Regions from separate parts of the Homo sapiens genome. Here region 1 is linked to region 2. A link is an interaction called in ENCODE POLR2A ChIA-PET data of the cell type or tissue named here. Cell type or tissue: OCI-LY7. All regions are shown on one strand. Links, peaks and the distances in the headings refer to the core of each region. The heading gives the core; the rest is flanking DNA.

Region 1 (5,379 bases), core at 192-5,191, 67 kb after region 2:
AGGCCCCACCCAGGCCAGGAATTAGGGGTTGTCCAAGGTGTCGTGGTGCTTTGGTGACTCGAGAGCACAGTCTGGCTGTAGCCCAGCCACCTCACCAAACCCACCAGGAGACAAACTCACCTAGAGACCATTCACACCCAAAGTTCTAAAGGTTTTTAGACTGAGACAGCCACCTTAGGAGAACCACTTAAAAATGCACAATACTGTGCTCCACTCTCAGCAACTGCAATACAGAGGGTCCAGGTTCAATGCCCAGATCTGTTTTGGGGGTTTTTTGTTTGTTTATTTGTTTGTTTGAGACAAGGTCTTGTTCTGTGGCCCAGGCTGGACTGAGTGGTGTTCCACTCCACTCCATTGCAGCGTGATCATGGCTCACTCCAACCTGGACCTCCCAGGTTCAAGGGATCCTCTCACCTCAGCCTCCTGCCTCCCTGTAGCTAGGACTACAGATGTGCCACCATGCTAGGCTAATTTTTGTATTTTTTTTGTAGAGATGTTGCCCAGGCTGGTCTCAAACTCCTGGCTCACGTGATCCTCCCGTCTCAGCCTCCTAAAGTGCTGGAATTACAGGCGTGAGCCACTGTGCCTGGCCCCAGAATCTTTTTTTAACATACTCCTCAATAATTCTCAAGGGCTATTATGGGCTTTCAGCAGGAGAGACCCTTGGGAACCACTGAAGGCTGTTGGTAAGGGAGTGCATGGGAGGCCTTTCTTTTGACTTTTCAGAGGAGCAAAAACCCCGAGAGATTAACAACAATCACTACATAGAATATTTTATGCTGGACCCTCAAGTCAGCATTTCAAAAAGTTTTCTCTGTCCTGCCTGGATAATTTTCTGTTTCTATTTTCCTGGGGTGGTAAAAGAAGTGGATAATTTATCAATTTCTTTCCAAACCCAAATGTCTCACCATCTCAAGCCACCCTAAATCTATTTCTGAATTGGGTGACAATCTTCTGATATGGACACATATATTTTTTAAACTTCCGTATAACTTTCTCAACAAAAATAAAGGAGAAACCTTGGAATGGAAACCCATCTATCTCCTGTGGTTTGGTTTGATGAAATCTTACTGAAACATTAAACCCACACATCCGTCTTGGGTAAAGGGAGGGAAGGGACTGAGAGTCCCTCCCAGCATGTCTGGGAGGCTTTCCCATAACTCTGGTCTCCACGGATCTGCCTGGGAAAGTATGGATTTGTAGTCATTTCTGTTTTCAGTGTTTGTTTGTTTTTTTTGTTTTGTTTTGTGTTTTGCTGTTTCATAATCCAGAAGCACACCAGCTACTCTTTCTTCGTGCGGTATTGTCTAGAGGATGTGCACAGAGCCTACTGGGACTCTCTATTTATGAAACTTTAGTGGAATGAACAACATTTTAGAGACTCAAACAGTCTGGCCAATGGACATTAACCTGAACAGTACATCCCTTCTCCTCCCGTCCCCTCTCCTTCACTCCCTAGAACACGTTCCCTGGGGTCAGGGGAAGGAATGATACCACTTGCCAGGGAGCAGCTTCTCTCTTGATCATGAGAAAAAGGACAATTCTTCAGGGTTTTTTGATCATGAAATACAGAAGGCAGGAATAAAAAAAATCAATCATACATAGGCCCTGAAAGGAAGGCTGTCTCTGGAAATGAAGACAGGTTTATAGTCCAGGCTAGGAGCTCTTCCAGAGCAGGGATGGGGTTTTTATTTTGTTTGTTTCACTTGGGTTTTCTGGGCTCTGAGTGTCTTGCACAGAGCTGACAACATAGCGCATGCTAAGTCAAGGGTGAAGTAATTAATAATTGAATCAATGTCCCTTCGCTTCAACTGTTATTAAGTCAATAGATGAATCTGGCCCTGAGACCCTCTCATAAGCTAATGTTCACTCAAGTTAGGCATGGACACTCACATGACCATGACCTGGAATCTTACACCCCACATGGTGTTTGTCTTTAACAAAAATGTCTTAACACCCTATTTCCAAAGTCCTCTAGATAACGAAGTGTCTACTCAGGCAGAGCACTGCTGATGAGCGCAGTGTCTGATGAGAAAAAGCAGAGCTAGGAGGGTGGAGAATCCTCCCGGAGCCCCTCAGTAGGAAGCAGCAGGGCTCGTTCTGTCATATGGGGCCATGCCCTTCTGTTTGCTGTTGTTCCCTGGTCCTAAACCAGGAAAGAAAGGCAGAAATGACAACTGCTTTCCTGGTATCCCTTGCCCTCGTTACGAACTCCTTTTGCACAGTCCACAAACTTAGCTGATCAACAGGAAGAATGTTTTAACATTTGAGTGAATCGAAACCACATTGGCAGAGCCTGCAGCCCAGGGACCCCTTGCTCTGTGTTTGGTGACTTCCTGCTCTGTGAGCATACAAGGGCCACGCTGCTGCATCAGCAGGCCTGCAGCTACACAGAAGAAAAGCAGCACTGGACTCAGCAGGCAGCTGGCAGCCCTGCCCCAGTCTCACCTGGCCCTTGCTCCAACCTCATTTTCTCACACTCTTGAAACAAACACAGCCCAGATGCACTATCCTGGGCTCACTGACTCAGAGAAGTACAGTGATGGCCCCAGAGGGGAGCAGAAAGCTCCCAGTACTGACTATAGTGGCTTTCACCCCATGGTACTTCTTTAGTCTTGCTTGACTGATTGACCTACATATGGATATATATTCGTTTGGGAGGCCTTGTCTTTCTGATTGACCTACAGATGGATATATATTCCTTTGGGAGGCCTTGTCCTTCTCTGGTGAGCTTATTGCATGGGAGAGACCCTTCTTCAATAGTCACTTTAGCTCAGCTGCCTTCAGGGAGCTGAGCAAGGCAGGTGTGGAGTAGAGGCTCCAGTGTTTGCTTTTCAAAGTACAAGCCACTTAAATCCCTCCTAATGAGGGGGTGCTCTGGGATTCCAAAGCTTTGCCTGGAGTTTTGGAATGACTTGGGAAAGTCCAGGATTTACGTTTGAACTCAGGCCACCTTCATTACTGGAAAAGAAAGCCTAGAAATCCTGTGCCACTATGAGTCTTTTTATCTTCCTTGCTAGATCAAGTTTTCTCTACATCTCAATCCTATAAGACAGGAAAACTAGTATGTAACTACACATCCAGAAGACACTGACAGGAGATCATTTTGAGCTGGTTGCTTCCTTGTCTTAAGGCTGTCATTTTCTCCAGCACTCAAGTTGTGGGCTACAGACCATCAACCTCAGCTTCGCTTTGGTTCTTGTGAGAAATTCAGCACCTCTGGTCCCACCCTAGACCAGAGAATCTGCATTTCATTTTTTTTTATTATTATTTTTGAGACAGAGTCTCACTCTGTCACCCAGGCTGAAGTGGAATGGTGTGATCTCGGCTCACCACAACCTCCGCCTCCTGGTTTCAAGTGATTCTCCTGCCTCAGCCTCCTGAGTAGCTGGGATTACAGGCGCCACTACGCCCAGCTAGTTTTTGTATTTTTTTTTAGTAGAAACAGGGTTTCACCATGTTAGTCAGGCTGGTCTCGAACTCCTGACCTCAGGTGATCCACCTGCTTCAGCCCCCCAAAGTGCTGGGATTACAGGCATGAGCCACCGCGCCCGGCCAGAATCTGCATTTTAATGAGATCTCCAGGCCATTTGTGTGAATGCCAAGTTTGGAAACACTGCTTTAGAGGACGCAGAGAGGAAGACTTAGACGTCTTGGGCTTGAGTCCCTGAGTTATCCACTTTTTAAGCTGTGTACGTTAAACACTATAACCTCTGAGTTTTATCACCTAAATAATGAGAGTATTCATCAAGACTCTTTAAGGTTACAACAATATAAACAAAACTTCAAACAGGCATAAGCAGAGAGTGAGGTCAGCAAGATGGCAGACTAGGTAACTCCAGGCCCTGTTCTCACGTTCAAACATGAAAAGAACATCTAGAGACTGATTAAAATGACTTTATAGGCCGGGTGCAGTGGCTCAAGCCTGTAATCCCAGCACTTTGGGAGGCCAAGGCGGGCAGATTTCCTGAGGTCGGGAGTTCAAGACCAGCCTGACCAACATGGAGAAACCCCTTCTCTACTAAAAATACAAAATTAGCCGGGCATGGTGATGCATGCCTGTAATCCCAGCTACTCGGGAGGCCCAGGCAGGAAAATCGCTTGAACCCGGGAGACGGAGTTTGCGGTGAGCCAAGATCATGCCATTCCACTCCAGCCTGGGCAACAAGAGTGAAACTCCGTCTCAAAAATAAATAAATAAATAAAATAAAATGACTTTATAGGAGCTCTGGGAAACATCCAAAGGTCTTCAGCAACCAAGCAAATGTCCAGTCAAGAAAAAGCCACATTCAAAAGAGTAGAAAATTTTGTGGCATTTTTACATGCCCCCCTTACTCTATCCCCTGCCCTGCATGGCATGGGTGAAGAGAACCACAGACCAGCTCCCAGTTTTATCTTTCAACCTGGAGGGAGCAGAGAAAATGTTATTTGCAATGATCTAACATATGTTAGATGTTGCCTGAAGGACTGGTCTGTGTTTCACCTAACTCAGAGCTCAGACAGAGAAAAGTGGAATCACTTAGACAACAGGCTGGGAAGAGCCACAGGAAGCAGCAGGCACTGCTCATGAAAGCTGGAATGGGACTACACACTGGTAGATGCATGGGAATGGGGGAGTTATAGACAGAGGAAAACAATAGGATATCTAAGGCCCTGGAAAGAAGCTGGGGTGAGACTCTTTGGGAAATTAAGACATTCAAAAGCAGCCAGTAAATGGGGGGAATTGGGGGAGAAAAGCACACACAAGCCCAGGGCAGATGCACGCCCATAAAAGGCCTGAGAGGACCTTATGCCTTCACCCTGAGAGGGTTCCAAAGTATAGAACTTGTGTTGTTGGTTAGTGAAGGCTTTCTAAGTCTGGAAAGACTGGGAGAAATGGCACTTTTTAAGAATGCCCAATTTAAAAAATCAAAAAACCTGCAAAGAAACAAGAAAACATCTGTTCAATAGAAGAAAATAAAGTGTCCAAAAGATCATCCCTGAAGAAACACTAGCATTATATTTTCTTTTCTTTTCTTTTTTTTTTTTTTGAGACGGAGTCTCGCTCTGTTTCCCAGGCTGGAGTGCAGTGGCACCATCTCAGCTCACTGCAAGCTCCGCCTCCCAGGTTCACGCCATTCTCCTGCCTCAGCCTCCTGAGTAGCTGGGACTACAGGCGCCCACCACCACACCTGGCTAATTTTTTTGTATTTTTAGTAGATACAGGGTTTCACTGTGTTAGCCAGGATGGTCTCCATCTCCTGACCTTGTGATCCACCCACCTCGGCCTCCCAAAGTGCTGGGATTACAGGTGTGAACCACTGCACCTGGCCTATATTTTCTTCTTTCTTTCCTTTCTTTCCCTCCTTTCCCTCCTTTGTTTCTTTCTTTCTCTCTTTC
Region 2 (5,379 bases), core at 78-5,077:
ATAGATATACAGATTTATTTCTGGCCCAGACACTGTTCTAATTGCTTTTGCCTTGTAGAGTAATTGTGATGATTAAATAAAGGGAGAGAAAATATTTTGCCCACTTCAATACTTATCCCCTACACATATGACAAACTGTGAATAGTTGCAAGGATTTTTTTCACTTTTACAAAGCTTGATATTTGTTTTGTTTTGTTTTGTTTTTGTTTTTTAATATGGAGTCTCGCCCTGTCGCCCAGGCTGGAGTGCAATGGAGCAATCTCCTCTCACTGCAATCTCCGCCTCTTGGGTTCAAGCGATTCTCCTGCCTCAGCCTCCCGAGTAGCTGGGATTACAGGTGCACGCCACCATGCCTGGCTAATTTTTGGTATCTTTAGTAGAGACCGGGTCTCACCATGTTAACCAGGCTGGTCTCAAACTCCTGACATCATGATCCACCTGCCTCAGCCTCCCAAAGTGCTGGGATTACAGGCATGAGCCACTGCACCAAACCCCGATATTTCTTACTTTCTATTTTAATTCGGAATAATATTTGGCATTCTTCCAGGATGGATTTTAATGGCTTATGTATTAGGAATCATCAATAGACAATAAATTTATTTATTAAGTGCTATTAGGTCATTAGGTTAAAAAAATAAATAGGGCCAGGAGCGGTGGCTCACGTCTGTAATCCCAGCACTTTGGGAGGCCGAGGCAGGCAGATCATCTGAGGTCAGGAGTTCAAGACCAGCCTGGCCAACATGGCGAAACCCCGGCTCTACTAAAAATACAAAAATTAGCCGGACTTCGTGTCAGGTGCCTGTAATCCCAGTTACTTATGAGGCTGAGGCAGGAGAATCGTTTGAACTCGGGAGGCAGAGGTTGCAGTGAGCCCAGATCGCACCATTGCACTCCAGCAAGAGAGAAACTCCATCTCAAAAAAATAAATAAATAAAAATTTAAAAATATATAAATAAATAGACCTTTAACAAGTTAAATGTAAATAATTTAGTCCAACTAAATTATTAATGGATAAAGATCCCATCAAAAAAGAGACGCTTTACTTTTTCCACACAGAGTAATGATTGGAATTCTCTCCCCTTTTTCGGGTTAGACATCTGAGACATGAAAATTAAAGGACAGGCCTAGATCCAGCTGGAGAGCCGGGCACCAAGTCAGAGCCCTTTGCACCAAGTCCAGGGTCCTTGTGTTTCATGCATGCAAGCCCTGCCTTCTTGTTTACAGATGGGAAGCCCAGCGAGTCCTTCTTTAGCAGGGGTGACAATGTTGTACATTAATCTGTAACACCAGGGACATTAGGCCCCCATGTATGATTGTTAGGCAGAGACAAAATAGGTGGGGTCTCCCTAACAGAGCATGCTGAGGAAAGGACTTAGGCATGGGATGAGAGGAGGTGCCAATGGTTTCTTAGTTGAACATATGATCAAGCACTTTCCAGAAGTATATGTTGACATGTAACCTGCCCTGCCCCACGCAGGGCCTTCATGGGTCAAAATGGCTACCCGCGGGTCACAACCAATGACCTCTGGTTACTTCACAATTGTCATGTGCCTACTTGGGTTGGGGTGGGGGTGTCGCACTGTGGTGGTCCACAAAAAATGAATGGAAAAGATTAGGCCTTTCTGTAGCAAAGGAAGCTTACTTTAAGTAAAGACTGAGATTGCATCTGCTGTGATCATATTGGATGTTGGTCTGCATGGCTGGAAGGAAAGAAACCTGAAAGAGAAACTATGCAAATGACAACCATCCAAGACCACAGCATCTCCCCCACAGTCAATCCTTGTGTTCAAAGGACAGTTGTGTTTTCAGCACCCAATGGAACTTCCTCAAATTGCCGAGAAAGTTTTGATGGTTATTGCTGCTGTTTTATGAGGATTTATTCAATATTTCCTACATGTGATACTTACTAATTATATATTCAATATCTCCTACAAACCATACTTACGAATTATTTCTAATTCTTGCAAGAACTCTAGAGTTTAGGTATTATTTCTCATTTTACAGTTGAGAGAACTGAGACTCAGAGAAGGCGTGCCAGTGTCACTGAGATTTTAGGAGATAGGACAGAAACAGAACCTGTCTATCAAAGCACAGATGTTTTCACCCTCCGTACTGTGGGTGCTTACCTCATATTTTGACTAAAATGTTTTATTTGGTTTATTTAGCTTCTGAAATTTGTATTCCTCACACCTGTCTTTATGTGCCTGGGGGGGAAATCTTAAGCATTGGAACCAACATCCCAGTGATCAGAGAGCAGAAAGAATTCATGGCTTCCTCCCCAGTGGCCCAGGTAGGGCTGACCCGGAACTCTGCTCAGAGCATGGATGTCTCAGTTGCTCTGTGTGCAGCTGCCTTGTGTGGAGTGAGCTGATCAGGAGGAATTTCTTCAGGGGAATATAAAACTCTTTGCAATCAGGATTTTCAGGGCTAGCTTCAGGCTCCTGACTTCTGAGTAACTAGGTCAAGGCTATTTCAAAATTAGCAGAATGGTACTCATCTTCACTATTGGTATCTAACACTGACCTAGAAATAGCAAGTGATTCAGTACGATAAGAAGATGAAAGAAAAATACTGGAAGTGAGGGGGTAAACTATTAGTTTATTACTTCCAGATAAACTAATTAAAATTATTACAAACTAATTATTTAAAACTAATTTAAAATATCTACACAAAATCTTAAGAGATGCTGGGCGCAGTGGCTCACGCCTGTAATCCCCGCATTTTGGGAGGCCTAGGCAGGTGGATCACGAGGTCAGGAGATTGAGACCATCCTGGCTAACACAGTAAAACCCTGTCTCTACTAAAAATACAAAAAAATTAGCCAAGCGTGGTGGCGGGCGCTTGTAGTCTCAGCTACTCGGGAGGCTGAGGCAGGAGCACGGCGTGAAACCGGGAGGTAGAGCTTGCAATGACCTGAGATCATGTCACTACACTCCAGCCTGGGCAACAGAGCGAGACTCCATCTCAAAAAAAAAAAAAAAAATCAAGAGAATCAAGTAAAGCTTAATTGATGAAATAAGAGAATTCAGAGTGTGGTCGGTTATAATATAAATATTTAGAAATCAAAAGCTTTTTCAATATTAGCAAGAGAATATCATTTTTAATAAGTATTCTACTCACAACAGCAAAAAAAATCTGAAATATCTAGGATTAAATTTAAGATTTACAGAAGGCTATAAAGAGAATAACTTGATGAATAGAGTGATATCATAATTCAGGATTCAAAGCTCAGTACCACAAAAGAGGCCAGGTAGTAAATATTTTTCAGCTTTAGGAGCCACATGGCCTCTGTTCCAGCTGCTCGATTCTGCTGTGATTGTGTGAAAACAAAACATAAACGAGCCACCAAACGTGGCTGTGTTTTAATAAAACTTTATTCACTAAAACAGCCGGAAGGCCAGTTTGGCCTGTGGGACATAGTTTGCCAACCCCTACTACAGGTGATTGTCTTCTTCCTCAAGCATAAAATACTACAAGGAGAATTATGCTGCTTCTAAAGTGTTCCCTCTTTTGAAATATTTCCTTAGGATAGACTCTTAGAATTTTGATTCCTGGCCAGGCGCGGTGCCTCACGCCTGTAATCTCAGCACTTTGGGAGGCCGAGGAGGGCGGATCACAAGGTCAGGAGATCGAGATCATCCTGGCTAACACGGTGAAACTCTGTCTCTACTAAAAATACAAAAAAAAAAAATTAGCCAAGCGTGGTAGCGGGTGCCTGTAGTCCCAGCTACTCAGGAGGCTGAGGCAGGAGAATGACATGAACCCAGGAGGCGGAGCTTGCAGTGAGCTGAGATCCCGCCACTGCACTCCAGCTTGGGTGACAGAGCGAGACTCCGTCTCAAAAAAAAAAAAAAGAATTTTGATTCCTGGGCCAGGGAAAATAAAATATAGTTTGGGACAGATATTGCCACATGCATTCTAAAATGCCTCCTACAAATTGCAGTGTGAGCAACTCATGAGGATAACTACTTCACACTACCACCAGTATTAGATGAGTTATTTTAAGATTGTTAAATTAATCTTTTTAAGTGTTTCAAATAGAACTTCTGTGATCGCTGTTGACGGGGAAATTTTTTCTTTCTTTTTGGATTTTTTGGAATTATCAGGTTACCTACTTTGTACCCGTACCCCTTGAAGTTGAAGTGGAAGCGTTTTTAAAATAAAACGTCCCATGGGCTATTGACAATATACGATGTATCATCTACTTTGGGGCTCCTAAACCTCAAATATTTTAGTTCTTGTGCATTTAAAGATGACCTTTTTATGTTTACTTTAAGGAATTTCCTTTGAAGGTTTTAATTTAGCCAAGATAGTTTGCAGTCAAGCTGCTATGAAGTGTAGGGACATAATTGAAGTCAGGGTTTCCCAAGCAATGTCTCCTGGCAATTTTCAAGGCACTTTATAGATATTTTAGAATACAGCTCTTTCCAGCCCTTCTCACATTCTTTCCTTAGTCCTCCATTTGGAAGGTCCTGCTCCCAGGAGAGGTCAACTTGAAGCGCCGAGAAGCAGCAGAGAGCGCGGGGGGCTGAGTATGCGCGCAGTGCTTGTCGCCTAATGCGTTTATGGCTTTTATGCTTATGAAGACAACTGTGATGCCTCAAGCTCAATTTTCAATGTAATTACCTGCATGTGATATTGACGTGAATCCCTAGGTGATAGGTTACAGATATTCCTATTTCATTTCTGACTTGTTGGTGTCAAATGAATGGACCCGTGAACGGGACTGTCATGGGAAAAAGTGACTCAAAGATAGTATTTAGCTGCCCCAAATAGCTCACTTAAAAAAAAAAAAACGCAAGCAGATTTTAAAATTTTAGGACTATTGCAGTGAAATCTTACCTGTTAAGAGCCCATGGAAAGATCACCTTCCTGAAGAGCTGATGGACTGCTGTTGTAAATGTCAGGTCGGGGTGGGGGTGGGGGTTGGGTTTTTTAACCCATTTAGATGGAAGCCCACACAAGTACACCAAGTCAAAGGCTCCTTCCTCAACGACTCTGCGCCAGTCATGATCATTGCTGAAATCTAACAAGAGCACAGCTTCTGCTGCATGTGGAATCCTCACAGAAACCTCTGAGGGAGATTGCTATTAGCATGCCCTTTTTACAGTGGGGGAAACCGAGGCACGGAAGATAGTACCAGTTACTTTCGTAAGAGGACTGCTTGGGCAATAGACCTTGCGAAGAGCCTCATTCACACCCACCATGCCGTGCAGCACCCCGCCGTCAGCCTGTGGGCTAGGATCACGGAAGGGGCTGTGAGGATGCGACAGGCTCTCACCTGCAGGGCCCAACCCTGACTCCACACTCAGTGTGATTTTCTTCATCCTCCTTCTCCTCACTTCTACACCTGTTGCTCCTGGCCTTCTTTCAGCTGGA

Evidence for each region. Peaks named below come from ENCODE experiments on the same cell type or tissue, not always from the same donor. Only the 100,000 strongest peaks of a DNase experiment are listed, where the experiment ranks them.
Region 1: POLR2A ChIA-PET joins it to region 2 with 5 read pairs; 4 of 35 experiments call an interaction of 5 or more read pairs at or near these places.

What each region holds. Positions count from the first base shown.
Region 1 is chr7:47,644,461-47,649,839 of GRCh38, reverse strand. No RefSeq gene overlaps it. Among named protein-coding and RNA genes, the nearest start is that of LINC02902, 8.1 kb to the left of the region's middle. In OCI-LY7, for the core only: no CTCF peak of the experiment used is centred there; a DNase peak (open chromatin) is centred at 2,349; H3K27ac peaks cover 900 bases.
Region 2 is chr7:47,711,789-47,717,167 of GRCh38, reverse strand. No RefSeq gene overlaps it. Among named protein-coding and RNA genes, the nearest start is that of LINC00525, 47 kb to the left of the region's middle. RefSeq lists enhancers at 1,043-1,337, 1,890-1,969 and a silencer at 1,043-1,337. In OCI-LY7, for the core only: no CTCF peak of the experiment used is centred there; DNase peaks (open chromatin) are centred at 1,757, 2,167 and 2,887; H3K4me3 peaks cover 1,591 bases; H3K27ac peaks cover 3,695 bases.